Linked DNA regions of Mus musculus: all the other regions are linked to region 2. The links are chromatin loops, found by intact Hi-C in ENCODE. Cell type or tissue: left cerebral cortex. All regions are shown on one strand.

What was found. Peaks named below come from ENCODE experiments on the same cell type or tissue, not always from the same donor. Only the 100,000 strongest peaks of a DNase experiment are listed, where the experiment ranks them.
Region 1: it touches region 2 in a loop (2.4-fold over the local background); 18 of 42 quality-filtered maps call a loop at or near these places.
Region 3: it touches region 2 in a loop (2.6-fold over the local background); 26 of 42 quality-filtered maps call a loop at or near these places.
Region 4: it touches region 2 in a loop (3-fold over the local background); 8 of 42 quality-filtered maps call a loop at or near these places.
Region 5: it touches region 2 in a loop (5-fold over the local background); 29 of 42 quality-filtered maps call a loop at or near these places.
Region 6: it touches region 2 in a loop (7-fold over the local background); 36 of 42 quality-filtered maps call a loop at or near these places.
Region 7: it touches region 2 in a loop (3-fold over the local background); 27 of 42 quality-filtered maps call a loop at or near these places.

What each region holds. Positions count from the first base shown.
Region 1 is chr12:110,606,765-110,610,764 of GRCm38, reverse strand. All of the region lies in intron 1 of Dync1h1 (dynein cytoplasmic 1 heavy chain 1), which reads right to left. Gm35558 (a long non-coding RNA gene) reads left to right here and starts at 1,921. Exons shown (of 2, transcript XR_381950.4): 1 at 1,921-4,000. In left cerebral cortex, a CTCF peak has its summit at 1,736; a DNase peak (open chromatin) is centred at 1,756; H3K27ac peaks cover 239 bases.
Region 2 is chr12:110,841,469-110,845,468 of GRCm38, reverse strand. 4921507G05Rik (RIKEN cDNA 4921507G05 gene) reads right to left here. Exons shown (of 2, transcript NR_152102.1): 2 at 1,665-3,060. It overlaps n-TIaat6 (a tRNA gene), which reads right to left and starts at 131; the gene lies at 58-131. In left cerebral cortex, CTCF peaks have their summits at 1,610 (motif pointing right) and 3,332 (motif pointing right); DNase peaks (open chromatin) are centred at 189, 694 and 1,615; H3K4me3 peaks cover 1,716 bases; H3K27ac peaks cover 456 bases.
Region 3 is chr12:110,443,573-110,447,572 of GRCm38, reverse strand. Ppp2r5c (protein phosphatase 2, regulatory subunit B', gamma) reads right to left here and starts at 349. Exons shown (of 16, transcript NM_001373949.1): 1 at 188-349. The coding sequence starts at 214. In left cerebral cortex, no CTCF peak of the experiment used is centred here; DNase peaks (open chromatin) are centred at 35, 574, 1,001 and 1,540; H3K4me3 peaks cover 1,412 bases; H3K27ac peaks cover 1,222 bases.
Region 4 is chr12:110,659,867-110,663,866 of GRCm38, reverse strand. It overlaps Dync1h1 (dynein cytoplasmic 1 heavy chain 1), which reads right to left. Exons shown (of 77, transcript NM_030238.2): 65 at 2,883-3,043; 66 at 2,602-2,713; 67 at 2,328-2,512; 68 at 2,021-2,134; 69 at 1,179-1,349; 70 at 808-1,025; 71 at 591-694. Among named protein-coding and RNA genes, the nearest start is that of 1700001K19Rik, 21 kb to the left of the region's middle. In left cerebral cortex, a CTCF peak has its summit at 1,682; no DNase peak of the experiment used is centred here.
Region 5 is chr12:110,417,085-110,421,084 of GRCm38, reverse strand. Gm40577 (a long non-coding RNA gene) reads left to right here and starts at 3,021. Exons shown (of 3, transcript XR_873021.2): 1 at 3,021-3,079. In left cerebral cortex, CTCF peaks have their summits at 1,958 and 2,165 (motif pointing left); DNase peaks (open chromatin) are centred at 2,149, 2,404 and 3,765.
Region 6 is chr12:110,598,158-110,602,157 of GRCm38, reverse strand. It overlaps Dync1h1 (dynein cytoplasmic 1 heavy chain 1), which reads right to left and starts at 763. Exons shown (of 77, transcript NM_030238.2): 1 at 304-763. The coding sequence starts at 553. Gm35558 (a long non-coding RNA gene) reads left to right here. Exons shown (of 2, transcript XR_381950.4): 1 at 1-1,405; 2 at 1,794-4,000. In left cerebral cortex, a CTCF peak has its summit at 3,425 (motif pointing left); DNase peaks (open chromatin) are centred at 2,181, 2,485, 3,404, 3,694 and 5 more places; H3K4me3 peaks cover 2,534 bases; H3K27ac peaks cover 3,254 bases.
Region 7 is chr12:110,427,452-110,431,451 of GRCm38, reverse strand. No RefSeq gene overlaps it. Among named protein-coding and RNA genes, the nearest start is that of Gm40577, 11 kb to the right of the region's middle. In left cerebral cortex, no CTCF peak of the experiment used is centred here; DNase peaks (open chromatin) are centred at 1,371, 1,644 and 1,915; H3K27ac peaks cover 995 bases.

The sequences.
Region 1 (4,000 bases), 230 kb after region 2:
TGGGTACTCTCTGAGGCTCCTTTTAGCAACTAAACCTTGAAATTCAAGTATAAAATACAGAGCCTGAGCAAACACTGTCTGCTTTGTTGGTTTTAAGATGAGACAAAAGCAAAATTCAAAACCATGACATTTGCACAAAAGGTGAGCTGGAGATCACTGTGCTAAGTGAATAAACTGGACTCAAAGACCAATGTCTCTCTTATGTGGGCTTTGGATTTAAGGGGCAGGGAGTAGAAAGGGGACTGAGGGGGAGGAAGCCATCTTAAGTGGGAAGGGAATACAAGGGGTAATGGCACATGTGAGCTGGGGATGTCTGGGGAGCAGGGGAGAGCACCAGGAAGTGGGGCTCAATGATAACAAAGTAAAAGGACACCTGTATACGCAAATGCTGTGATGGAAATCATCTTTATAAACTGACTTTACAAGCCAAGTTCACACCTAAAGGCATGATACTTAAGGTCTCTATCAAGGAAAGTTTTTTCCAAACAACTTTTTGATATAATTTTAGAAAGAGAAGGAAGAAGTAGGTAGAAGAACTTTCTAATGTATCTAGTACCACCTCTTGCTTTGAAAATAACTACTGTCATCCTGTAGGAGTTGGCATCTTCCAGCAGTACCCAGAAGGCCCCAAGCACAAAGAACATAGGGCAGTGTCCACCCTAGAGAATGCAGGTCACCTCTCCTAGGCCTGGGAGTCCCTGCTCTTGACTGTGTAAGTACTCTGCATCTCAGCTGAGGAAAGAGACTGTGTAGCGAGGGTGGTGTTGAAAAGCAAACCCCTGTAGGTACTCAATGTTGGTGTCTTTCTACTGTACACTGCTCCAACAACAGTCAGTTGTCTAAGGGCGTGGAGTGTGACCACCAAGAGCTGTTACCCAGTGCTGGGGGGTGTTGGGGGTGGAGCAAGTGCCCGCCACTGAGGCTGGGCCATTCATCCAGATTCACCCAGACTATGAAGCCAGGCTTCGCCAGAGATCCAGTGTGTTCCTCTTGTGCAGAGCCCACCCCGGCGGGCCAAGGAAACTGCTTTTGCATGCCTAAGTTGGTTTTAAATTTTTTAACTTTAAAAAAACTACTGAAAAAAAAAACCCTTTATAAATCAGCTGACTTTCCAAGCACTCAAATCTAGATATATTACAAGATATAGCTATATTATAAGACAACCCTGCTGCCTGAGAGCCATCACACCTATGCCTGCAATCTCTACTTGCCAGCGTAAGACAAAGCACAGACAGGCCCTGCCCTGCAGCTGTCAAGGCAGTGGATTAAGAAATATTGTCTTCCTGGGCTCGGTGGCAAGCCTTCAATCCCAGCAGAAGCAGGCAGATCTCGAGTTCGAGGCCAGCCTGCTCTATAGAGTGAGTTCCAGGACAGCCAGGCTGTTTACCCAGGGAAACCCTACCTGAAAAAAAACTACAAAAAAAAAAAAAAAAAAAAAAAAAAAAAACCTATGGAAAAAAAAAAAAAGAGGAAGAAAGGAAACCAAAGAGAGCAGAGCCGCCCGTGTCCTGCACTGTGGTTCCTAAGCTCTCCGCAGTCACACAAGGCCTCGCCGCACAGCATCCCAGTAACACGGCCAAGTACTTTTCCCCAATGCCCATCATCACACAAATACAATCACAGAAGAGACAGGCCAGACACAGGCTCTCAGCCTGTGGCCTGTACTCCCTGATCCAACAGGCTCCACCGCCCACTACAGGTCTGAGCCAGGCTCAGGAGCGAATGCTGCAGTTCAGTTCGACACTAGGAGCACTGCAGTGCAGCAGAAAGCAGCTCAGGCTGGCTCAGGGAGGCACGCCCAGTGATGTAATCCCCAGACAGGAAGAACCGGGAACAGCCCTGCTGCTTGGGTGAGATTCCAGCACCCCTAAGAGTAACTTGGGGAAGTCATTACTAGTTGCTCAGAGAAATACACCTGGGTCAGTCTTGTATATCCAAGTTCCTGATAAATACGGAAATCAAAGTCTGAATATGCCCAAACCTCACTTACACAGTATTATGCTTGATAAATTATCAAATATGCTTTTTGCAGAAGATCAAGCTTGATGGCATACACCTGTAATCCATCTCAGCCGTGGGGAGCAAGGGGCAGGAGGATCACCTCGACTTCCAGTCAGCCCGGTCTACACAGTGAGTCCCATGGGAGCCAAAGTTATAGGTCATCTCTAGAACTGGGTGTGTTTGTGGTAGCTCTCTCCCTTTTTATCACTCTGTAAATTATTAATCTTATAAATAGTAAAAAGAAAGTTGGCTTTCTACTTCGATAAAAATGTTTAAAGTTGAAGGAAGGACACTTGATCATTCGTTGTTAATAATGGGAAGCAGCTCACTTACAGACCCACCTACACGTTCTGTCCGGATGTCACACTTCACTAAATCTCAAACCAGTCCGAGCTGGAGAGATGGATGGCTCAGTGGGTAAGAGTACTGACTGCTCTTCCAGAGGTCCTGAGTTCAATTCCCAGCACCCACGTGGTGGCTCACAACCAGCCGTAATGACTCCCTCTTCTGGAGTGTCTGAAGACAGCTACAGTGTACTTACATGTAATAAATAAATAAATAAATCTTTAAAATAAATAAACAAACAAACAATTTAAACTCTCCGGTCAGTTTCCTGGTGTCTGTAGACTGCTGATTAATACAGTTAACAGGGGTGGACAATTCAATGGCAGAGCTAGATGTGCTGTTCCCACCCAGGTCCTGAGCTGCATGCTGTGCTGGGCCACACTGGCAGACACTGCCCAGCCCGCAGCAACATCTGAACATGCACGCTTCCGCAGACAGACCAATACATCCCAAACTACTAGTGCAAATTAGGAGCAACTGCAGTAAGCCCGCGTTGCCCTCACCTGAGGGCATCTCTTCAAGTGTGCTGACCGGGCAGGAGGAAAGGGGCGAAGCCTGGTCCATCCCTCCAGCGTCTGCCAACCGGAGCAGGGGAAGGCATTCATTCATTCACCCTACACCCACACCAAATGACTCCTTACAAGTATCTAGGTTTTTCTTTCATCTTCTTTTCCCTTTAAAATCTAAAACTGACCAACACCGTATCATGATGGTCACCATCACCACACAGACCCTCTTATGTGATAGCTTTAGCTTTATCCCTTTCTCATCTCTGGTGCCGCGGACCATGACTTCCCTGCCACACCTCCCCATGCTGGCAGTGGGCTAAGAACTCTGGGAAATACAGGCTTTCTCAACCTGACAGTTTGCATCCTTTCAGGTGCGTGAAGGAGGCATTACATTCCACTTACTTCTCCTAATGACCTCTTCTCTTCTCTTTCTTTTCTTTCTTTCTTTTTGTTTTTGTTTTTTGTTCTTCTGAGACAGGGTTTCTCTGTATAGCCCTGGCTGTCCTGGAACTCACTCTGTAGACCAGGCTGGCCTCCAACTCAGAAATCCACCTGCCTAAGTGCTGGGATCAAAGGTGTGCACCACCACTGCCCAGCTCTTATTGAACTTTTCAATGAACTGAAGTTTGTTGAAAAAGACAGTTACTAATGCCTAAGGAACTTCGTACTTGGTACTTCTCTTCTGGAGCCAAGGTCTCATATAGTCTAGGCTGGCCTCGGGTTCAACCTTGAACTGATCCTCCCCAGTGCTGGGGTTATGCACAACCAGGTGCTGGGGATCAACCCAAAAGCTATCTAGATAAGCACCCTGCTAACTCAGATACATCGCAGTTCCAAGGACTCAGTACTTTCTCAGTTAATATTAATTTAGAAGAAAAATAACTGATATGAAATAGAATAAGCCAAACACTCCTATCTCTTTTTAAATTTAACTTTATGTGTATGGGTGTTTTGCCTGTATGCATCTGTGTACCATTGTCTGTCTGGTGCCCACAGAGGCTAACAACGGCTATGAGTCACTGTGGGCAGTGAGTGCTCTTAACCACTGAGCTGTCTTTCCAGCATCAATATTCCCACCTCAGTAAATGCACTCAAGAACTGCCGAGACTAGCTTCAGAGTTCTTCAAAAATCCTTTCCATCAAAC
Region 2 (4,000 bases):
GAATTTAGAATGGTAGTGCTTACAAATTGCAAAACTTCTTCTAAAAACAAACTCCCCTGGCCCGTACGGGGATCGAACCCGCGACCTTGGCGTTATTAGCACCACGCTCTAACCAACTGAGCTAACCGGCCAGACGGCTAAGGTCTGCTCTCAGACAGTCTACAAGGTCTGTCCTTGTAGGAGCCTGTGCTCCAGGCTGTCTGGCTCCTCCCCTTCTCCCCAGGGTTCCAAGCACCCGCCTCTCTCCCAAGCGCTCTCCGCCCCACCCGAGCCCTTGCTCAGTGTGCTACTCCTTGAGCAGATGAAGAAACTGACGCGGGGGTGGGGTCCTACAAAGAACCCAGACCCCATAGGGGAAACATATCCGTTGCCGGTCAGAGCTCCGAGAATATTTGCAGCGAGAAAACTAGGGAACTAACGCTGTTGTCATAGCTGAATCAAACTTAGAATACGGAAATCCAGACAGAAAGCGAAGAACGACCGCGAACTTAACAGCATCGAGTCACCAGCAGCTGCTAGGACCTTAGCTGCCTTCCTGCGGACCTGAACCCCGTGCTAGTCCGCCCCCGCAAGGTCTGATTATTTATTTGTCATTCTTAAAGACTATTTTTGACTGGACTCAGAAGTAGAAACTCTCAGCGAGAACAGCGCACGCCACTTGGCGGTCTGTTCCTGGAGTTTTTCTTTGGCTTCCTTCATTTTCTTGGCCAAAAGTTTAGCATGTTCTACAGCCTCCTCCTCGTTTCCCCAGTGCCCGTGCGTACGAAGCACCTCGGGGAGTTTCGGACAGCCGATGGCCGCGATTTCCCTGTTCTGGATTTTTCAGCTTCCTCCTGACACGGCCTGGAATTCACTTCTAGCTTTCTTTCAAATCGAGGCAGCTCTCCCGCCTCGGCCTTCCGAATACTAAGATTACAGGCACGCGCCACCACGCCAGGCTCAAAAATGTCTTTATAAATCGTTGCTAAGTACAGTAACGCATGGAGTGAACAAGACTGAAGTTTTTCTCAAAAACAAAACAAACAAAAGAGCCACCACCTCTGCATCTTGGTTTAAGTTCGGACAATATCACGGACTTACATGAAAATACTACTTTGTATCTGGCAACCTGGTGGCCAGAGTAACACCGCTTTGCAGATTCCCCTAAAACCTCACTCAAAAAGGTGTGGAGCAGAGGCAGGAGGCTGGAAGCATTTCCAGAGAGACCCGGACTCTTCAAGCCAGTAAATAGCTGGGTGAAGTGGCGCTTGCCCACCTGTAACCCCAGCATTTGGGAAGTGGAGACAGGGGGATCAAGAGTTCAAGGTGGAGCAGTCGAGTTCGAGGTCACCTGGTTTTTACCCTCCCTTTCAGCAAGACTCCTACTGTCACGGAAGGCAGGTTTCCCTACGTCCCTGCGTGCAATCTGTTTAAACACCCCGGGTATTTATGCGGTGAATCCTCTCCCACCACCACGTCGTGCACTCCAAAGGGCCGCAGCCAAGCCGACCTCAGCAAACGCTGCGAGTTCGAGCCCACTTTCCCAAGGGATGGGTCAGAACCCGCTTAGTGCCCAGGCTCACCCGGCTACCCGACGCCAGGACGCGGCCAGGCACAATGACTAAGAGGGAACGCTAGGGGGCACCCGAGACCCACGGAACTCAGAAACCAGGCGGCTAAGAGTACAGAAAATTAAGTTTTCTTAAGGGAGTGGATGTGTCTTTATACACAGCATTTTAAATAGCCCACTTTCTGATTTTTCATTTGTTCGCGTTTTTGAGCTATAGTATCATTTAGTCCAGGCTATCCTCATAGCTGAGCATGGCAATGAACCGCTCCTCTTGTTTCCATCTCCCTGAGGTTAGGAGTATAGGCATTCACTGGCAAGGCTGAATTTTATGCCGTGCTGGGGAATCGAACCCTGGGCTTCATACAAGCTAAACTACCAAATCAGCGCACCCCCAGCCGTATGTTTCCTTCTAGTAGAACTTTTTGTGTTGCCCTGTGTTCTGTTGTTTAGCTTTCTACATGAGAGTCGTTGGCCTGAGTGGATTTCGTTGAGTTCCTTTTTTTGGACGGTCAAATGCACGAGACCAGAGAGCAGCTGTGCTGTTTTTGTCTGTTTGTTGGCTCTTAGCCGGAGATGCCTTCAAGGGCTTCTTGCTACAGTCTGGGTTGGCTGTTCTCTATGCCTGCTGCCCAGCTCATCTTCCCAGCCTTCCCCATCCTGTGCTGGATCCCTCTCCCGGCAGCCCCAGGGGTTTGTCTCCCTCACTTTGGACGTCCATCATCCATGGTGACTCCTGGGAAGTGATGAGATCTCCTTTCGTGTGTGACCCCATTTTTGCCTCTGCCCCCACCACACCAATAACTGGGGAATTCTAGAAGAGAATTAGAAGCAATTGGAAGGCCACACTCCTCTTTTATGGCCAGTGAAATATTCAATGTCATGCCCCCTGTGCTTCTGTGAGTCTATCCCAAAGTTATCACATTGGGATAGACTCACATATCCCAAAGATATCACATTTGGGATAGACTCACAGAATGTGAGTCTATCCCAAAGTTATCACATAGCCTACGATTTAAGAAAGACAGTTTGCAGCAGGGGCAGTGGTGGTGTCCCCCTGCTTCTGTATCAAAAGATCTGGTGGAAAGAGTCACCTGACAGGAAAGCTGGAGTGGCAAAGGATAAAAGCATTTTCCAAAGTCTATGTAGCTGGAACTATGTAACCCAGGCTGGCCTTGAACTCGCAGAGATCGGCCTGCCTCCACCCATAGCCCCAAGCCACAGTGCTGGGACTAATAGCAGGAATGTGTGACAACCCCCTTTTCTCTGTGTCTCTTGCTTTTTCCAGACGCCTGAGTTGATTCTCCTGGCCTTCTTCACTAAGGCTCCATGACTCTAAGCTTGTCCTTCCTCTCCCCTCTGCAGCGGCTGGTGATCGAGCTCAGTCACTGAGTTCTAGCTTTTATCTTCCTCTTCACATTTTTAAATTTTGACATAGAGCTCTGGAACACACAGTCACAGGAAGGCAGAACATTTTCCATAGAGAAACCGAAGTCCTGCTTGTGAATTCTGGGCTTGGGGTGAGATGGAGAAACAGAAAACAAATAGGGAAATGAAAATAATTTAAATGTTTCACTCCCAATGTGTGCATATGAAAACTGTTAGACAAAAAAAAAAAAAGAAAGAAAAATAGACAAACAGAAGGGCTTTTCAGATGTTACTTCTATTTTTCTATTTATTTATTTGTTTATTTATTATGTATTTATTTACTTATTATATTACAGTAAGTACACTGTAGCTGTCCTCAGATACTCCAGAAGAGGGCATCAGATTTCGTTATGGATGGTTGTGAGCCACCATGTGGTTGCTGGGGTTTGAACTCAGGACCTTTGGAAGATCAGTTGGTGCTCTTAACCACTGAGTCATCTCGCCAGCCCCAGATGTTACTTCTAATTTGCTAAAACACATCAGTTGTTCCAGGGGCCAGTTTGAAACACACCCTCCATAAAATATGTACACGTTGAAACCCTTTGCGCCCAACTTCTTCTGGGCACAGAAACACAGGGAGTCAGAAGCCATGGGCTGGTGTCTGGGTTCAGTGATCCACCAGGAGGTGCCCCTGACAAAGCTCTTTATCATCTTGGGACTCCAACAACAGGATATATGGTTTCTATTGCCCAAGTCAGCAAAAACACTTCTCCCATCTGCCTGTTTAACTGGGTCAAAGGGTAAAGTTTGTCCTGAATCCTCAATGCTTAAAATCAGGCTTGCCCCTAGACAGATAAGAATGATACAGAGGTGACAGGTGCTGATTCCCCTGGCTTTTGGACAAACATTTATTAAGCACTTGCAGTGTGACAGACCCTGTCAAGCCTTAGGCAAAAGCCCCTAGGAATTGGGTGGGGCACCAGGGACATCTCATTTAGTCTTCACTGCGACCACTTGGGTAAGGATTTTTCTTTTTCTTTCTTTCTTTATTGAATTTAAATGCAGTTTATTTTTAGACAACCCACA
Region 3 (4,000 bases), 400 kb after region 2:
ATCAGCCGCCACCCAGAGCGACCGCGGCACCTCAGCGCCACCTCAGAGCCTGAGCGGCCTCCCCAGCTCCATGCAATCCTGCCAGCGCCCTGGGCCCGCCCGCGAGCCTGGACGACCTGCCGCCCCGCCCCTACCCGCCGACGCGGGGACCCCAGACCCGGTCCCGGAGCCCCCGGCCCCGACTCACTTTCTCCTTCTTGTTTTTATTCGGCATGGCTGGTGCGGGCCGCCGCCGCCGCCCCTGCCTCCGCCCGCCGCCACTGCCGCTGCAGCAGCAGAAGCGCCCCCGGCCCGGCCGTCGCGCCGCCCCGGCCGCCGCCGCCGCCGCTGCAGCCGCCGCCCGGGGACTGAGTCGCTCGTCCGCTCTCGCTTCCCCTTTTCCAGGCTCCCAGAGGCTGCGGCAGCCGCGGCGGCGGCGGCGGCGGCGGCAGCGGCGGCGGCGTCTCTCCGCCCCTCTCCCGGCAGGCCCCGCCCCCGCCCCAGGCCCCGCCCCGCGCCGGCCCCACGCTGCCCTCTCCCCGCCTCGCCGCCCTCAACGACGCCACGCCATTGGCCGACACGGCCCCACGTGCCCTAACGCTCCGCAGCGTCGCCCCGCCCACTGCGCGGCCTGTCCCCACCCCCTCGGTGCGGACCGGCTCGTGTGCCGGGCTGTGAAGGTTTTGGTGGAGCCATCAGGGAGGGAGCTACTGGGGAGAGGGAGGCGTGTGCGGACAACGGAGGTGATAAAGTCACGGCCGCTGAGCCGGGACGGGGAGGAGAGCAAAGGACAGTGAGGAGCGGGAATGCACATGTGAGATGTATGGCGACTATTCTGTAGCCTTCCAGGCACGAAAAACTCTACCCCATAAGCCTGGTAGCGGTGACGCTCGTGCAGTGCGGAGGAGACCCGGGACCGCGCGAGCGGCGGTTTCCTTGGGCCATTAGGCCCCGCCCACGAAGGCAATGCTGCTGGCTCCGGGGTACGCTCCGCCCACCGCACGCCTCAGAGGCGGGGCTCGCCTCAGCCCCGCCTATAGAGTCCACGCCTCTCCTTTCGTCCCCGCCCACGCGAGCAAAGGAACTCTCCCCAGAGCAGACTCTGCCCACGGCGGTCCAAGTGTAGACTGCCTAGTTCCCCTGTGGTCCTGCACGCCGAAATTTCTCTGTTCCAGACTCACCCGCAAGGCAACCGGCTTCCCCAATGTAGGCACCGCCCACCTTACGTCTTAGGGATTGGATCCACCTAGGCCGAGCCCATCAGCTGCTCACTCTGAGACTCTACCTGCACACTGCCACCCATCGCCCCGGCCCACCAGGGAGGTAGTCAGATCAGTGTAGGCTTTTTTTCCGAGCCCATTACGTCTGAGCAGCCCTGCGTCTTTGTTATTCTTTAATTACCAGTGGTCGTTAGCCTGTGAGAAAACTGCATGAAGACCAGGGATCACTTGATTCTCTCACTTCTCTAGTAGCTCTTTATGAGGGAAGAAGCTAATTCGCTACTTATACAGTCCTGTTTTTGGAGTTGTCAGTGTCTGACATCCTATGCTAAGGGGGAGCACTCAGAAGGAAGACTGTAGGAGTGAACTGTTTCGAGTGCAGGAGACTTCAGGCGCTCACTCATGATTTAGGAGGTGCCTTCGTCATAAGCTTTGAGCCTGCTAGACAAACGCTGGAGACTTCAGCTACGTACCCAGGCCAAGGCACTGAAAAATCGATGTATCTTAACCCTTGGTTTTTGTTTGTTTTTGTTTTAACTCTTGTAAATGCCAAGCAAAGCATTTTTGGTTGTTCTCACCCAAGCTCTGTGGGGGTTAAAAAAAGAGAGATTTATCAAAACCCAGAGGTGCTGTAGGAGGTTCTGAGAGTAAGTTGTGTCTGCTGGTGTCTGAATGTTCACCAAAATAAAACTAATCTGCAGATAATCGTGACAGACTGGAATGGGTATTTTTACAGAATGGGTATATGACAGAATCTTAAGTGGATTAATACTTTCCTTGAAACAAATAATTAAAAAAAATACCACGAGTTACTTTGAAATTTTAAAATTAGGCGCTATCAATGTAGTAAGCATGGTACAAATTTAAATCAGGAAAGAGTAAGTAGATCTGAAGTTACTGCGTTTTGGCCATGGAACAAGGAGGAGTCTGGGCTTTCAAGGAAATACGCTGATTTCATGAAATACGCCGGTATCATGGCATGACCCAGGATTGCACATCCTTGATCCATTTGACAGACATTTGCTGGACATCCATGATGTTCAGTACAGCACAAAGAGCCCCTTAGTGAGCAAGGTGTCTGTCTCCCTTGTTCCCTGAGAAGTCACATGCCTGGATGGGAACAAGAAGCCCTGTGCCATCCTGCAGGATGGGTGGCAAGTCCGAAGGAAAGGGGTGGAGATGGTCTAATTCAGGGACAGGATAACGGGAGGTGCAAGATGTTTCCTTGTGGCTGGAGAGGAAAGGGGAAGGACAGTTCCTGAACTAAGGCGAATGGCTTGACGGGAGCTGGGCTGGTCTTTCAGCACAGTGAAGGCTGCAGGAGTATGTGTAGCTGGATGCTGACATGTCCTGGCTGTTGTACAACAGTGTCCATGAGATGGAAACATTCTGTCCTTCAGGGAAGCTCCTTAAACAGGAAAGTAAACAGCACCATAGCTTCAGAAAGTGCCCGAAGCTGACCAGATTCTCTAGGCCCCTCCCTGCTGGATAGCCAATAAAGGCTGAGAGCCTCCCTCAGAGGTAGGAAGCCGGGAAGAAGACTCACACCAGACTAGTTGCCAGGAAGAGGTTTAGACCAACTGAGGCACCTGGAAAGGACACCCTCTCATGAGTTGAGCTACCTGCAGTCTGTGTGGTGTGCTCCAGCTTTGTGAGCCGTCACCGGTGCTGGGATGGGGTTTGGTGGGTGGAGCGACCTTTGAGTCATTTATGCTCCTGTGTGTAACCCCAATAAAACTTAAATGAGTTCACCAAGTTGGACTTTGGTGGTATCTGTACTTTGGTCTGTTATGAGTTTTGGTCTTGGGTAAGTAGGTGTGTGTGTGTGTGTGTGTGTGTGTGTGTGTGACATCTCCCCAGAAGAGCTTGTCACACAACATAATTGGCATTTTAACAGGGACATGGCAGAACTAAAGATGAGTTGGGGAGGACTGAGGGCATTGTCCTGGCTATGGGCAGCAAGACATGCTGGGTAGCAAGGCATGCAGCTGAGGCAAGAAACCCGAGGGGAAGCATCCACAGAGGAGATCTCAATACAGCATCCTTTCCTATATGGTGTGTGTTAATGTGCCTCTGTGCTATGACGGCAGTTTCCTGGTTCTTGCTATAGGTAATGAGATGGGCAACTGAGGCTGAGCCATAGGATTAGGAGAGTCTGTGGGAGGAATCCCAGGATGTCAGTCTTCACTTGTGTGATGTGGAGTGGCATATCGCCTGTCTGATGAAGTGCAGGGGGCACCATGTGAATACAGAGATTCCCTGAAACAGTTAAAAGTTTGGAGGGAATTTTGCAGTCTTTGAGATTAGCACGGAAGAGTTGAGACTGTTGACAAGCCGTGGTGAAGGCTTCCTGGCCACTGTTGGGTGGCATCGAGAATGCACCTGGGGCTGAGATGGCAGCCAGGCTGGAACTTGCTTGTGTAAAGCAGGAACTTGTGTGTGTGCAGGTGCAATCGCAACAGGAAAGGGAGGTGTGGTAGCATCCTTCATGCCGGCATCTGATTTAGCAAGTAAACTGGATACTCAATACATGAGAGGCTCTCTCACTCTCTTGTGGTAAAATCAATAGAGGACACCCATCAAGTCATAGCTTACATAGAAAAGTAGGGGAGATCTGTGATCCAGCTCAGATGGCAGGGAAGGGAGGGTGGGCTTTATAATGCTCCAGGGCCAAGAACTAAGGTAAGAAGCAAATCTCAGTGCTTGAACTTCTGAGGTTAGGAGAGACTTCTAAAGAAGCAGTGAAAGAGCCTGTCGCAGCCTGACTTGTGAGGCTGGGGACGTGGAAGGAGATGGGATCA
Region 4 (4,000 bases), 180 kb after region 2:
ATCTTGCTTCACCTACTTCTGAATGCCTGCACTAGCCCTGCCTGTTTTCTTAGCCTTCCCATAAGGGTCAGGTCAGACCACCAGAAGGACAAGGACAGGGTGTAGCAGGCTGGTGCTATGTTGCTGCTGCTGAGTCACCTCACCTGCTGTTTTTAAAAGTGTCCCATGTCATCCAGGTTAGCCTAGAACTCTCTACCCTATTACCCGTGGGTGCTGGCATCTCAGGGATGAGTTACAAAGCCTGGCTCTAAATGGTTGTTGACTGTGTGGGGGCTTGCTCTCAGAGCTCTGCCTAGCTTGTTAGGCTCTGGATTCTACCACCAATGCCGTGAAAAGTAAAACTGACTTAATACAAGGTATGCTGTGTTGTTTGAGGCATGCTGTGTAGACTGGATGTTGAACTCCACGGTTTTCTGCCTTTGGCTCCAGGCTAGGGCACAGCCTGCATACCACCAAGCCTCCATCAGTGCTTCCAACTCCTGAACTAAAGCTAGCCCTCAAACCTTCTTTTCAGGACTCCCCATGAACAAGCCCTTCCAGCAAGGCTTAGGGTGGGCAGGGGTCCAGGAGTGAGGGGACTCACTACCCACCTTGGGTGGTAAGCAGGACCCTTTCAGCATTGTTGGGGAGGCCCAGCCATGAGGGTGTCTGGGCGTCAGGCAGCAGCTCCACCCACTGCACAAACTCCTCTCGCCTGAGAAAGCAGGACATTTGGAATCAGAGTCCGGTAGACTGTGGCTCCAAACACGCTTTCCCCCCAAACACCCCTCCCCCAAGCCTGACTTCTGTTCCCACATGCGGCCGCACCTGATACCATCAGGCATCTGGATGTCCTTGTGCCCGTCAACCTTGCACGCCAGCTTGAATTCACTGTCGAAGCTGCGGGTGGTGAACAGCCGCTCCAGGAAGGTGTTGAGCAGACGCTGGTCGAACTCATTGTCCACCCGCCCACCATAGATGGACTGCGCCATCAGGGTCTTCAGGGCAGACCATGGGATCTTATCCGGTGAGATGTTCTGCCGGCCCTGGGGAGGACAGAGGCTGGGTTACATGTGTACCCTGGAGGGGCCAGCTTTCTGCTGCAGTCTAGTTCTGGCTGCTACAAAGTATCAGCCCTCCCTTGAGTTCAGATCCACTGTCTGCCCCCATCACGGGATGGGTGATGTAGCCTAACTTGCCTTGGCTGTGTCGTCCAGCCACGTGTCCACCGTGTCACAAGCTGATCGAAGGTCAGATTCTCCAAATTCGTACTTCTTTGACCACCCCAGTGGAGCATAGCGCAGGCGCTCTTGGATGATGGCATGGAACCAAGCCAGCAGGAAATACAAGCGGGCGCGCTCATTTGGAGACTAGATGAAGAAAATGACCACAGACAGATTCGTCAGAAAGCATGTGTTTGTCTAAGGAAACCAGATCCTACTTCAGAAGCAAAGATCTGCAGAACAAGCCACCCCCACCCTTCAACCATCTGACCGGCAGCGCAGGCAGCACCAGAATCAAGCAATATGGCTGACCAAAGCACCTAGCTTTCTAAAGATCCGGATTGGCAGAATGGCCCTTGAATTTAGACAGGTTTCTAGAAGATTGGCTTTTATTTATTTATTATATGTATGAGCACACCATTGCTCTCTTCATGCACACCAGTAGAGTGCATCGGATCCCATTACAGATGGTTGTGAGCCCCCATGTGGTTGCTGGGAACTGAACTCAGGACCTCTGGAAGGACAGTCAGTGCTCTTAACCGCTGAGCCACCTCTCCAGTCCAGAAGATAGGCTTTCTTAAAATGTAGATTTCAGCACCTAACAAAACACCTGAAAACCTCAAGAGCTGAAGGTACCCTGTCCTCATGTGGCACAGGGACAGCGCACGCTCTGCAGAGGACTGAGGGCCACAGCTCTGCGGGGTGCATCTGCTCGCTTGGCAACATTCCTCACTCTTCTGCCTTCCCAGCGGGCACAGGCAGGAACCTGCTCGTGGGTTTATATACACGTGTGTTCAGAGAGAGCGAGCGCGCTTTACCTTGCATATCCTAGAGACAGGGATGCTGCTAAATGTCCTCAGCATGTTGGCTTTCACTCCGGGTGGTGGCTCAAACACAAAGATCCGACCAGCACGGAGCAGGTTCACGGGCACCTGAGGGAGAAGGTAGTCTCTGTGATTGATGTCTTCTTTTATTTTGGAGAGACAATGTGTGGTTGACCTCAAGCTTGCAGCAATCCTCCTGTCCCAGCATCACAAGTTCTGGGGTTGCAGACATGTGACCACACCCAGCTGACCCACTGGTTCTGATAAAGGCTTGACAGAGGCACCAGCACCCTCAGCTCACCTTGGGGTTGATCTCCATGGTGAGGAAAAGTCGGAAGCAGGCGTGGGGCTGCAGGGAGTGCAGCTTCTTCTCCAGCTGCATCAGCCAGCCCGGGGCCAGGTGCACGTTCTTCAACATCACCCACCTGCCTGACTTCACGGCGGTGTTGATGGCCTTATCTGCTTGGTTAAAGCCTTCTGCTGAGCCTGAGACAAGGAAGACAAGTGTGAACCACGGCAGGCAGCCTTATGCTTCCAGGCTGCCCGGTGTTCACGAAACCAGCACACATCCTTACCGATGGCAATAGACGTGATCTGCGTGTTCTGCTCTGCTGCGAGGTCCTCAACATGTCCGCTGGCATCATACCCAGGCACAGAGCACATCAGGACAGGTGTGTTTGGCTTCACCTGTAAATGACATGGCACACCCCAGATGACGGGTTATAAGACAGGACCTGTCAGGAGAAGGCCTGAGGGTAGTGTTGGCTCGGGGAAGACTGCAGCCAAGAAGCAGTGTGTCTGGGCTATATCACAGGGTGCATGGGGAGCAGGGATGGGGCACGAGGACATCCATTACCTCTGTGCCCACAATGTGGGTGAGGTCGAGAGGCTGCTCCATGATGGACATGAAGGACTCTCCGAGGTTTGTGGAAACAAACATGTGGGCCATGGCCAACAGGCGGTCGGGTCGGAAGGCTTGAATCAGGAGCAGGCGGTGGATGGCCTGCCCAATGGGAGCTGAAACGAGGCGTGGCAAGGGAGGGTAAAGGTGCTGACATCTCCACCAGAGCACCAGCTCAGCCAGGCACGAAGCCCCCGAGATCCAGCTCGGACCCCAGCCTCCTGTTTCTCTTGGACCCAGGGAGCGTCTGTCTTTGTTCCAATGTCGTATTAGATACCTGGCGGTAAGGTCTTTTTTTTTTTTTTTTTTTCCATTTTTTATTAGGTATTTAGCTCATTTACATTTCCAATGCTATACCAAAAGTCCCCCTTACCCACCCACCCCCACTCCCCTACCCACCCACTCCCCCCTGGCGGTAAGGTCTTACCACTGGTGTGGGGTATATTATTATTTTTTTAGACAGGATATCACTATGTAGCTGTGGGAAGCATTGAAGTCACACTAAATTAGGCTTGAACTCTGAGATCTACATGCCTCTGCCTCCTCAGTGTTGGTATTAAAGGCATGTGTTATCATGCTTAGCAAAATAAGTAAATAAAACATCTTTGAGACAAGGTCTCTTTATATGGAGTGGGGCTATGTTGGCTGCCCTGGGGGAATTTTTATGTTGCATGTGTATGTGTGGCGGCCACATGCAGTTCATGACAACTAGTGGGGCTGGTTCTCTCAGCACATGGGTCACAGGGATGGAACTCAGGTCTTTACCTATGTGGCACTCACAGGTGCACTCAAAGAGTCTTTATGACACAAAGATAATCCCCACTCATCTTTGTTAGGCATTGCTTTCACTCCAATAAGATGAACTCAATCACCTTATGCCTGCTAGGTAAGTATTCTATAGTTGAGCTATGTTCCTAGCCCGCTCCAGCCTCTGATGGTCACTGGTGATAACGTGAGGGGGAATCAGAAATCTGATCTTCCCTCCGCCAACGTAGGAGCCATCTCCCTAAATGGTTTCCTAAAATGGTGATTTTGTTATTTTGAGGCAAGAGCTCATTATTTAGCTTAGGCTG
Region 5 (4,000 bases), 420 kb after region 2:
GGATTAGATTATACGGTGACTAGACGCTTTCGTGACCAGGTCTCAGTTAGCAGACTGAGGTGGTGAGCCTCAGAGATGACAATTGTACAGGGGGATAAAAGTTACTTTTACAAGAAGGTAAGTAGGGCTGTTGAGATGGCTCAGCAGGTAAGAGCACTGACTGCTCTTCCAAAGGTCCTGAGTTCAAATCCCAGCAACCACATGGTGGCTAGCAACCACCCATAATGAGATCTGATGCCCTCTTCTGGTGCGTCTGAAGAGAGCTCCAGTGTACCTGTTTATAGTAATAAATACATCTTTAAAAAAACCCAAAAAACAAGTAGGTAAATAACTGGGTGAAATCAGCCGTGATCCTTCTAGGTGGAGGAGAAGGTTTGCCAAAGGATGGGGCCTAAGTATAAGTGTGCAAAGATCTGGTCCCGGGAGGGAGACTGGCTGTGTGCAGTGGCGTGTGAGCTGAACTTTCAAGCCCAGTCTCCTCTCCAGAGCAGACTGATATTGGTCTCCCAGCACAGCTATAAGGATTGACTTCCTGGCATTCTCTCAAGCAGTATACCTCCAGGTTCCTGGTGTAGCTATATAACTACACGTGGGCTCTACCCTACACCTCGGGAGCTCTGAGCTCTCTGGAGCACAGGGTTCTGTAGCTGCAGGGTAACCCTCTGTTCCGAAGCTCGCGTGGTGGCCTCTTGTGACACACCCTTGTCCTACTCAGCAAGCCTCCCTCTCGTCATGCCAGCTTCTTGGAACCTTCTCACAGGTCCCCCAAACAGCCCTGTGCCCTGTTGCAGTCTGTCTGTGACACCCCTTCTTTCCAACCTTCTCCTCCATTTGTCCCCCTGTCCCCAAAGTATCTACCAGGAAGGAGCACCATGAGTGTTGGGCTTTGCAGAGCTGAGGGATGGATGTGGCCCTGAATTCTGCACAGAGTCCCCAGGCCTATGTGCAGGACCACGTGTAATGGGGTTTAGATAGTGTAGTGGTTTGTATTTGTTCGGCCCAGGGAGTGGTGTTATTGGAGGGTGTGGCCTTGTTGGAGTGGGTGTGGCTTTGTTGGGGGTAGGTGTGTCACTGTGGGTGTGGGCTTTCAGATCCTCATCCTAGCTGCTTGGAAGCAGCTTTCCACTAGCAGCTTTCAGATGGAGATGTAGAACTCTCAGCTCTGCCTGTACCATGCCTGCCTGGATGCTGCCATGTTCCTGCCTTGATGATAAGGGACTGAACCTCTGAACCTGTAAGCCAGCTCCAATTAAATGTTGTCCTTTATAAGACTTTCCTTGGTCATGGTGTCTGTTCACAGCAGTAAAACCCCAGCTAAAACTGGTAGCCAGGCAGGAGGGCTCTTTCTGGTGTCATACTGCCCCATCCCAGTATGTGGTCCTGTAGAAACTTCAGATCTGGCTCAGAGCCTCAGTTGTCTGGCCAAAAGCCTGCACATTTGCCAGACCCTTTGTTTGTTGTTTGTTTGTTTTTGTTTTGGAGACAGGATTTCTCTGTGTGGGCCTGGCTGTGCTGGAACTCACTTTGTAGAACAGGTTGGCTTCGAACTCAGAGATCCTTCTGCGATTGTCTAAGTGCTGGGATTAAAGGCATGCGCTGCAGCCACTGTCACCCCCCCTGCCCCCGCGCGCCCACTGCTGGACCCTTTTTGGGCTCACCCTAGGGCACACACTTTCAGCAGCTCACAGGTGGATAGAGCATCCTTGGAAGATTTCCTCTGGAATGTTTACACAATGGCTTGGGGTTCCCAGGGTGACCATCGTGGTGATGAGCCTTCTGCTAAGGGTCACTGCATGATCTCAAACTTCAGTTTTCATCTGTAAAATAGAAACACCAAATACCTCATGGGTAGTTGCAAGGATGGAGCTAATCACAGCCAACAAGCTTATGTACTCAGTGATGAGTGGTTTCTGTGGCCCAAGATATTAAAAGCAACTATGGCCGGGCGTGGTGGCACACGCCTTTAATCCCAGCACTTGGGAGGCAGAGGCAGGTGGATTTCTGAGTTCGAGGCCAGCCTGGTCTACAGAGTGAGTTCCAGGACAGCCAGAGCTACACAGAGAAACCCTGTCTCAAAAAAAAAAAAAAAAAAAAAAAAAGGGCAACTATGATCCTTGAGCGCCATCTGGTGTTCAAAGCTTATCATTGCATCTAGGAGTTCTCAGCTGGGTGGTTTTTCTCAAGTTATTATTAGGCCTGCATCCCTCTTCCTCTGCCGCATGTCAGCCTCTGGCCTTTCTGCAGGCAGCAGGCAGCCTATTCCTGGAAGGTGGACAGAACGTGCCAGCATAGGCCACTCTACTCCCACCCTGCCAAGGACACTTGGGAACAGCCTTCTGTCCCTGGTACCCTTTAGGCTGATGAACAAAGCTTTGAGGACAATCTCGTTCAGTTTCCTTTCTCTGGTTAGTGATTGGGGCTGCATGCTAGGTTTTTCATTGTGTGTGCATCATGGATGCGCGCGCGCGCACGTGTGTGTATTGTCAGGCGTGCACACAGATGTGTGCATGTGGGTGTGTTCACTGGCTTGTGACCACGGGGACACCAGAGATCAATGTTGGATGTCTTCCTCTATCTTTCTCCACCTTACCTTTTGAAACAGTCTCTCACTGAACTTTCAACTGGCCCTTTGGCTAGAATGGCTGGCCAGCAAGGTCCTGGGATCTCCTGTCTCTGCTTCACCTCAGCTGCCTGCCCTGCCTGCAACCCGGTGCTGGGGCTCTGAACTGGGCTCCTCCTATTTTAACAGGAAACACAGTACAGTCAACAGGTGTGTGTGTGTGACCCTGGGTCAGGGACGTAGCACTTGCCAGAAATAAATGTCTACGCCTAATGTCACCTTGAGCATTCAGCCTTTCTTCCCTGCAAAAGGTTACGCGGGCGGGGCTTGTTGACCATTTATGCCCCTCCTCCTAGTGGGTGGGGTAGGGCTCTAGATTCTGCCTGAAGTATCCACCTGTTCCCTACCCCGTGGCAATTCTGCTCGAGGCCTTGGGGAGGGGCTAAAGTACATAGAGGCGGGAAGGACCAGCCCCGGGACTGTTTGTGTGGCTGCAGGGATGGCCCTCGTCCTTGCTGGGTGAGGCTTTTTAGGTGTGGCTAGTGTTTGTAATCCCTCGCCTTACCCTCTGTACAGAAGCCCAAGGAATGCATTGATTCCCACTCACTTTGGCAGAACTATGCCTTGGCGTGTTCCTGCGACCTTCGGAGGAGGAGAGGTGGACTTTGCTAATGCCTTCTCTGAGGAGGAATTTTAGCTACAAAAAAGGAGGGGGCGGGGAATGGACTGGGATTTTTTTTTTTTTTTTCTGGCTTGTGGACTGTATTTTCATGGTGGTCTGGGGTTGTAGGGTGTGGCGGGCATGTCATCGCGGTGTCAGGAATTGGAATTGTTAGGAAGTTGGAAGGACTTTGGTCAGTCTATAAGCAGTTCTAACTCCTTTGCGGCAAGTGGCTTTCCTGACTGAGACCTCTCACAGTTGGATTTGATGGCTTTGTTCCAAGCCTTCAGCTCCTTAGATGAAGCCCATTGACATCATGGAGAACAGGGTGTATTGCTGGGGCCGGGCTTCCGTTGTTATCAAAATGCAGAAGTGACCTCAGACACAGATGGACGTTTGATCAAATAGCTGGTACTTTGTGGCTGCGTATCGTCCGTACATTAAATTAATCACGACAAGTGCTGACTGAGGCCCGGGGAGATGGCTCAGTTGGTGAAGTGTTTGTTGTGCAAGTTCAGATCCTCAGCACCCACAAGAAAGCTGAGCGAGACAGCGCATGCTCAGGGGCTCACCAGCCAGCCAAGCTGAGCGAGACAGCGCATGCTCTAGGGCTCACCGGCCAGCCAGCCTAGCCAAATTAGTGAGCTCCAAGTGTGGTGGGAGACCCTGTCTCAAAAAATAAGTTGGCGGATGATTGAGGAAGGAACCCAGTGTTGACCGCTGACCTCCGCGAGCATTCATGTATGCGTGTGTACTTCTACACACGTGCACACACAAAT
Region 6 (4,000 bases), 240 kb after region 2:
CTGCCCACTCCGGCTCCCGCCAACCCACCGGTCCCCGAGCCCACCCAAGGGCCAGCACCTAGGCTGTCCTAGACACACTCTTCCCAAAGCGAGCTAAGCTTGGATACGAATCGAAACCAAAAAAGCTCATGTGACTCTGGAGGCAGGGATGCGGCCCTGTGCCCAGCCGGGACCGGGAGACGCTGTCTCCACCCAACTCGGCCATCTTGAGAAGCCGCGGAGACAAAGCGACCCCACTGTGCGGGCGCTGGCGGTCCGGGCACCCTAGCTGCTCCACGCGACCGGGGAGGGGGCGCCGCGCACCTTTGAGGGTGGAGCGCTCCACCAGGACCGTGTGGACCTGCGGGTCTGACAGGAACTTGCGCATCTGCTCCAGGGCGCTCTTCTCCTCCAGCGCCGCCTCCAGCGCAGCCGGCGCGTCGCCGCCGTCCTCCAGCAGCAGCGGCACCAGCTTACGCAGGTGCTTCTGCAGCACCGCCACGTCCGCCACATTCTGCACCGCCGACACCTCCAGGCCGGCCGAGCCGTCCTCGCCGCCGCCCGGCTCCGACATGGCGGATCCACGGAAGGGAGAGAGATAGAAAGAGAGAGAGCGAGAGCCGAGAGGAGCGGCCTCCGGCACGAGAGAGCAGTGAGCGAGGGGAACCGGCGACAGGAGACGCTCTGCCCGCTAACCCGCGGCCGACTGCGGACAGCGGAGCCGGCTCCGCCCTAAAGGCCGCCGCTCCCGCCGGCCCCGCCCCGCCCGCTGGCTGCAGCCACCGGCGCCCGCTCGCGGTCGGCGTCGCGACGTTACGCATGCGACTGGAGGCGGGGCTATGTGCGGCGCCGCGTGGCCTTTTGGGACTTGTAGTCGGAGGGCAGGGCGGGACCCATTACTCTGCGCAAAAGTGGTCCAGGAACCGCGTCTGTCTTCATTGCCAGGTGGCAGAGAATATCACAGAGCCAGCCCCTCAGGCTTCATAAATAGTGTTTTAAGGATGCATTGACGAGAATTGACATTTAGTGAGAGTTCATCCTCTGCCCGACATTGCTATTAATAACCTGAGTTCTCCCGTTGAATGAATGGAGTCTGGAGTCCCAACTGCCCAGTCGTTATTAGATACACATTGGGAAGATGAGGACGTTTTTTCAGAGGAGATGAGGGGCATGCCCACAATGACTTCGCTAAACTGGATAGGGAGAGAGTGGAAGGGAGATGATTTTAGCTGAGGAACTGGCGTCTGAGGAAGGGAAGGTTAGGTATGGGTGGAGCAGCAACTGCAGTGCAGTCTAACGGTAGGCTAAAAGAAACCTGGATAGTAGGAACATCAAGCTACGATGGGACCTGGCTTCTGAACACAGTGTCATTTACCAAGCGAGGGTGATGTAAGAGAAGGACGCATGAGTGAATCCACTGACAACGGTAAGCTCCCCATACCTGCAGCACCCACCGCTCTGTGGGTTCGGGAATCTGGATCGGCAGGAGGCAGGGGCTCAGATTGCTCCTAAGTTTCCCTGCATCTGACCCATCACCCCTCCTCCCATACACGGAGGACAAGAAGGGCAGAATCTCTTTGCTTACTTTCTTAGGGTTAGTAACTGGCCTTTGAAAGTTCAGGTCATAACTTGCCTGTTCAATTGGGTAGAGGGAACTAAGCCAAAATGATCTTTAAAAATATAATAATGCCGAGTTAGAAAGCTGAGTCCTGATTGGTGGGATGATGGTGGTATGACTTGATTCTCCCAAATCATCTTTGGAATACGGGAAGCCCTACAATATGCTTATTCCTTGCACAATTGTCCTGTGCCAGGTCCCAGAGGCTGCTGATGGAGGCCCGAAGATTCTTCTAGAAGCCAGACAGAGAGAGAGACAGAGAGACAGAGAGAGAGAAAACAGATAAATATCCCCATTCTCCCTCCATCAGCCCACCCTGGTGTAATGTGTCATAAATAATCTTGCAGAGGTGAGAGGACAGACCCAAAGCTACTGTGGTGAATTGCTACTGTGGAATTGCTGGCGTACTGGCAGTGATCAATACTGAATGTCCACCTGACACTAGGTGCTGTGTTAGTGTTTCCCTCTGCCTATCCTGCAGAGATAGGAACAAGGACAAAAGACCGGAGATTCTGAAACCTGCAGGGACTTAGTGGGTGTGGGGCTGATTGCACACTGGCTGCACTGTGAGTCAGCACCTGGGAAATGCAGTCATTCAGTTATCCGAGGACTCACTCATCTGCAACCTGGCTCCACGCCAGGGGACAGATAGCAGGCTCAGACTTTGGATTATTATCATTCCAAAGAAGACAGAAATGATTTGTTTACAAGGATTTACAAGTGGATCAAACCTGTGTGCTTTTTCAATAAACATTCTGTTTTTGTTTTTTAATATAGTAAGAACAGACCTGCTGCACACAGGCTGCTGAGATTTCTAAGGGCACCATCCTAGAGGCTGGCCAGGCTGAGACAGGGCTAACGAGGAAGCTGAGCTTGGCTGAAGATGCCCTTCTGCTTCGTGGCATAGGACGCAGCCAATCTTGGGTGGGGACCCGGCCTTTCTAGTCTCCTGTCTGTGAAAGCATCTGCTTTCAAGTGTTGAGAGGAGCTGGGAAGAGCATTTCTTTCCTGATGAGGGATGCTGGTGGCGGCTAGAGTACATACAACTTTGTCATAAATTTGTGATACACTGTGTAGAGGTCTTGCGCATTCCCAACATCTCTTTAAAATACCATATGACGTGCTGTTGAGATACCGTGTCAGGCTCATTCTCTGTATTCTGCCCCCTCTCTCAAGCCCTAGAGAGCACACAATCTCTCAGTGGGACCACTGTCAAACCAGCACCTCCAGGCTGTGTTTCCAAATACCCCTTCTCTGAATTCCATATTGGACTTTTGTTTTTCAAGGTCTTGTCATGTAGCCCTGATTGGCCTGGTACTCAGCATGTATGTAGTACATGCTGACTTCAAACTTGAGCAATCATCCTATCTTGGCCTGTAATTCCAGCCCTAGAATTGTGGCGTGTCCTACCATACCTGGTTCATGTTGGGGCATTCACTCATAATCAACCCCACATCTGACATTGCTCTTAGGCCTGGAGAACACCCAACACTTTCTTAATGTATACTTAATGTATGCTTCCAGTCCAGGAATGGGAGGAAGGCGAGCGGCAGGGCACATACAGGTAAAGATTTGGAATTTCTTTGCCATACTTTCAGACAGACGACATCATTTGCGCTACTAGGCACAGCTGGAGGATCTAGCTGGCATTTCACCTCACTGCAGGGCACTTTTGATGAAGCTTGTTCCAGACTCTTATCCCCTTTCTGTCTTGCTTCGGCATTAAATGGGCCTCATAAGGACTGAACTGGATCCGGGTTTTGGAGTTGAAGACCAGGGAAGCCTTGCACCATCAGAACAGGAAAAGTCCATTTGCGCCCTCTGGTGGTCACGAATTTCCTCACTTTCAGGGGGCCTTCTTTCTACTCCCCACCTCCCCATCCATCTGTGTGGTGCCACCCGGTCAGCTAGCAAATGCCAGCCTGTGGTTCGGCCCATATTCCACCACCCACAGGGAAGATTTATGAAGACTTTCTGGGCAGAAAATTTACCTAAGCCCTAGATGCGCCTGGTACTGCCTAGCTCCTTCCCTTTTCCCTCTAGTAGAACCAACCACGTCTCTTACCAAAACTGTGCCCCCAGCTAAGTTTCCTGCTTCCTGGGTGCCCAGCCCCCTCTCATCTTCTGCTTTTCTGATTCTGTCTCTTTCATCCAGCCTACTTCTTTAAAAGGGTTGGGGGTGGGAATCTATACAGTTGCAGCACTAGACAGGCAGAGGCAGGAACATGGCAAATCCTAGGACAGCCTGGGCTACATAGTAAGACTGTCTGAGAAACAATCAAGTCAAAACAAAGCAAGGCGAGAGAGAGAGAGAGACAGACAGACAGACAGACAGACTATGTCACATCTCTGCAAGCACCACATTTCTGCTGCTCTTTCCAGCAAACTCCTTGGGAATAAACA
Region 7 (4,000 bases), 410 kb after region 2:
AGGGCAGAGTACAGGGCTGGGTCACTAGGCTGTTAAAGAACATCGTGGATGGAGGGAGGTTGGATGCAGGCCTGGGATGCCCATAGCCTGGGATCCTTCTAGGTGTGGCAGGGGGTTCCAGCTCGACCCTGGCTCCGCAGCATGATGGCAAGGAGTGAGTCCCCCTGCCATGCTCAGCGACTGTCACTAGATTGCAGTAGAGACTCAGTGACAGGTTTTGCAGCTGAAGAATTGCAGACACAAAATAAAACCCTTCCAAATCTTAGTCTCCTAGCACAAAAGAATTACATTTCAAGCACTCGGGAGCCAGAGGCAGGTGGATTTCTGAGTTCGAGGCCAGCCTGGTCTACAGAGTGAGTTCCAGGACAGCCAGGGCTATACAGAGAAACCCTGTCTCAAAAAACCAAAAACCAACAAAACAAAACAAAAAACAAAAAAAGAATTACATTTCAAGTGTGGATGGCGAGCGCCTTTAAAGCCTTGAATCTGGGTCATATACATAAAATAAATAAATAAACATCTTTAAAAGGGGTGGGGGAGGCTGGAGAGATGGCTCAGAGGTTAAGAACACTGACTGCTCTTCCACAGGTCCTGAGTTCAATTCCCAGCACCCACATGGTGGCTCACAACCATCTAGAGTGAGATCTGACGCCCTCCCCTGGTGCGTCTGAAGACAGCCACAGAGTACTCCCATATATAAAATAAATACATCTTAAAAAAAAATCCTTGAATCTGGTGCCCTGGGGGGGAGGGGCTTCTTGGACCATACTGTCCTCAGGGTACAGGGCTTTTGAAGCGAAGGATGCAGTCAAGTGCTTCAGTGCTTGTCTAACATGCACCGGGCTTGGGTTCCAGCTCCAACATGGTGGGAAATATCCTCTCCTCAGCAGCCAGAGCCACCCACTGACTCCAAACCTGACTGTGTTGCTTTCCTATTGGGAAGTCCCTTTCATAGCTGCTGCTGTGTCCAGGTCCAGGGGGAAGACCCTGTTTTGCCTGTTGCGCTTGCACTGAGATTTGTACTCTCCCTTGAGCTATCGGACCAGTATTGAATTCATCACTTTGTCCGGGCTCAGCTCAGAACCGACCCAGAGCTGCCCTTTGGATACAAATGAGGCCAGGGACCCCAAAACAGGCCCAGCTGCGAAAGGAAAACCCTTAACAAAGGAGCTCACTGAGCCCAGCCTCAGCACTGCTGTGGACACAACCCGTCACCAGACAAAGCCTTTGCTTTCCTTTGTATCTGGTGCGGCTCCCGAAGCCAGGGCTGGAAGCTGGAAGCTGGAAGCTGGAAGCTGAGCGTCATGTTCCTTCTTCTTCTAAGACCACATCTCCACTGATCCACCTCCCCTGCGGCCTAAGGCTGCTGCCTGCGGATCTCAGCCTCCATCTGTTCCCCTTGGGAAAGAGAGAAGGGCAGAAATAAGCCTAGTGTCTGGGGGTGCTTTCCTGGGTAGAGGCGTGGGCTCATGCCTGCTCAGTCTTCGAAGCTGAAAAAGCTACACAGGGGTTAGGAAAGAGCTCTAGCTCTTTTCACTGTGTCTAGAGGTGAGGTATCTGCACCCCTCTCCTGACCTGGACAGGCCCTGAGACTAGTAACCTCACTGGCACTGAGCTGTGTACAAAATGGGGAGGAGCTTCCATCATTCTCAACCTGGGTTTACAGCGTGGCCCCGCCCCCAGGAGGGTTTACAGCGTGGCCCCGCCCCGGGAGGAAGTGTTGGCCTTGAGTGGGTACTAGGCCAACAACCCAACCACAGTCCCCAGTTACAGGCAGCACCAGGACAGGTGGACACCAGTGGGTGACGACCCTGAGACACTGACTAACTGTACTGGAGATGGTGACTTTACCATTTTAAGCTACTTTGTTTTGCGGGTGACTCATAAAGCAGCCAAAAGGAGCCGGCATAGAGGATACACGGAGCTGGGAGAGGGATGACTGACTGAAGGAGAGTCTGCGCTTGGCTTCAGTGTGCACCTGTAGTAACTGCATCTTCGATGCCCAGTTCCATCTGCCTCTTCTGCTTATTGGCAGGGCTCTCTGAGAAGGGTGGGTGGGTGTAGGCTGCTTAGAAACCCTTGGAGGTGAGGCCTCACAGGCAGGTTGGCACTCGTTAATTAAGCAGATATTATTAGTTTTGTTTACCTGGGAAGAGCGCTGCGATAACAAACCGCCAGTTTCTCTCCTTCTGCCCCTTGCAGACTGAAGTTTTTATTATTATTTTGATCCCAGCACCAGCCAGAAACGGGTAGTGTGTCTAAATATTTGAGTGCAGGCAGAGGTGGAATGGCAACGTGGTGATTTCATCCGAAGTCACAGCTTTAGTGAGAAATGCAGCGACAGGGTCCTCAGTGTTACAGCAGATTTCCAGAAACCAGGCAAGGTCCAGAGACCTGGGTGCCTGTGTGTTATTCCCTGAGACAATTCAGCCACATGGTAACTAGTGTCCTCCCGAGGTAGGGGACCCTCACCACTTTGGGGTGGAACCACTGTCTGCAGGGCTTAATGCTATTAAGTTTGGGGTGCTCCTGAAGGGGGACTAATACACAACTGTGGTACAGACTAAGATTGGAGGGGTCGGTGATGCTGGAGCTGGACCTCTTGTCTCATGATGCAAAGTACAAGTTCTTTCTGCTGTGCAGATATCAAGGACCAGCCACTGAGCTGCCAGGGCCTGTGGACACTCCTAGCATCTGCCTTTGTGCTGGTAGGTTTACATCAACTTAACTAACACAAGCTAGAGTCGTCTGAAAGGAGAGAACACCCCATGAGAAAATGCCTTCATACAATATGCCTATAGGGTATTTTCTCAATTAGTGATTGATGGGAGAGGGCTCAGCCCATTGTAGGTGGTGCCATCCCTGGGCTGGTGGTCCTGGGTTCTATAAGAAAGCAGGCTGAGCAAACCATGGGGAGCAAGCCAGTAAGCAGCATCACTCCATGGCCTCTTTATCAGCTCTGCCTCCTGGTTCCTGCTCTGCGTTCCTGCTCAGACTTCTTTTCCTGTCCTGACACCATCTTCCTGAGGAACAGCGATATGGAAGTGTAAACCAAATAAACTCTTTCCTCCCCAACTTGCTTTTTGGTTGTGGTGTTTCGTTGCAGCAATAGACACCCCAGCTAAGACAAACTCCTACAAAGCGGGTATGGAGGTAATGTGGGAGGTGGTCTTCCTCTCACAGGCTTGCTGCCGCGCCCTGGCTGCTGCGGTTCACATCTCCTCCTCAGGGGCTCGACGCCAAAAGGCAGCAAGTTCCTTCAAGGCAGCAGCTAGCGCTAGCCTTTGCTTTCCGAGGGGACAGTCTTCATTCCAGCCTCTAATTCCCTCCTCTCACCCTTGAAGGCTAAGCAGGGAAGTGGTGGATGCTTCTACCATCTGCGGGTAGTCAGGCTGAAGCCGAGCATCCCTGTGGTGCGTCTCATCCTTACCACGCACACGCACGCACGCACGCACGCATGCACGCACGCACACGGAAGGTGATGAGGCATTGCTCCTCTGCACCCCTACCCCGTCTGTCACCTGCTGTCCATGACTCTGGCCACCTGCTTCCATTAAAGCGGCACCTGAGCATTGGCCTCTTATGGCTCCTCTCAGGATGAAGAGTGACAAGGACAGCCTTGTGACTACGATTTTGGTCACACAATCCCAATACACATTTCAAACAAACAAACAAACAAACAAACAAACATTTGGAATCTCTTCAGAGGATTGAGTTTACTGAAGAACTTTAAGAAGCCCGTGGACGTGGGGCTGGAGGGATGGCTCAGTGGTTAAGAGTGCTGGCTGACTCCGCTTCTAGTCAGTTCCCAGCACCCACATGGCAACTGTCTGTAACTCCGATATCTGACAACCTCACACAGACATACGTGCGGGCAAAAACATGCCAATGTGCATAAAATATATTTATAAAATATAAAAGAAATTATTTTTTTAAAGTCAGTGGGCCGGTGGGTCATGTGACTCAGCATATTTTTAAGCCCCACCCCCACCCCTCCTCC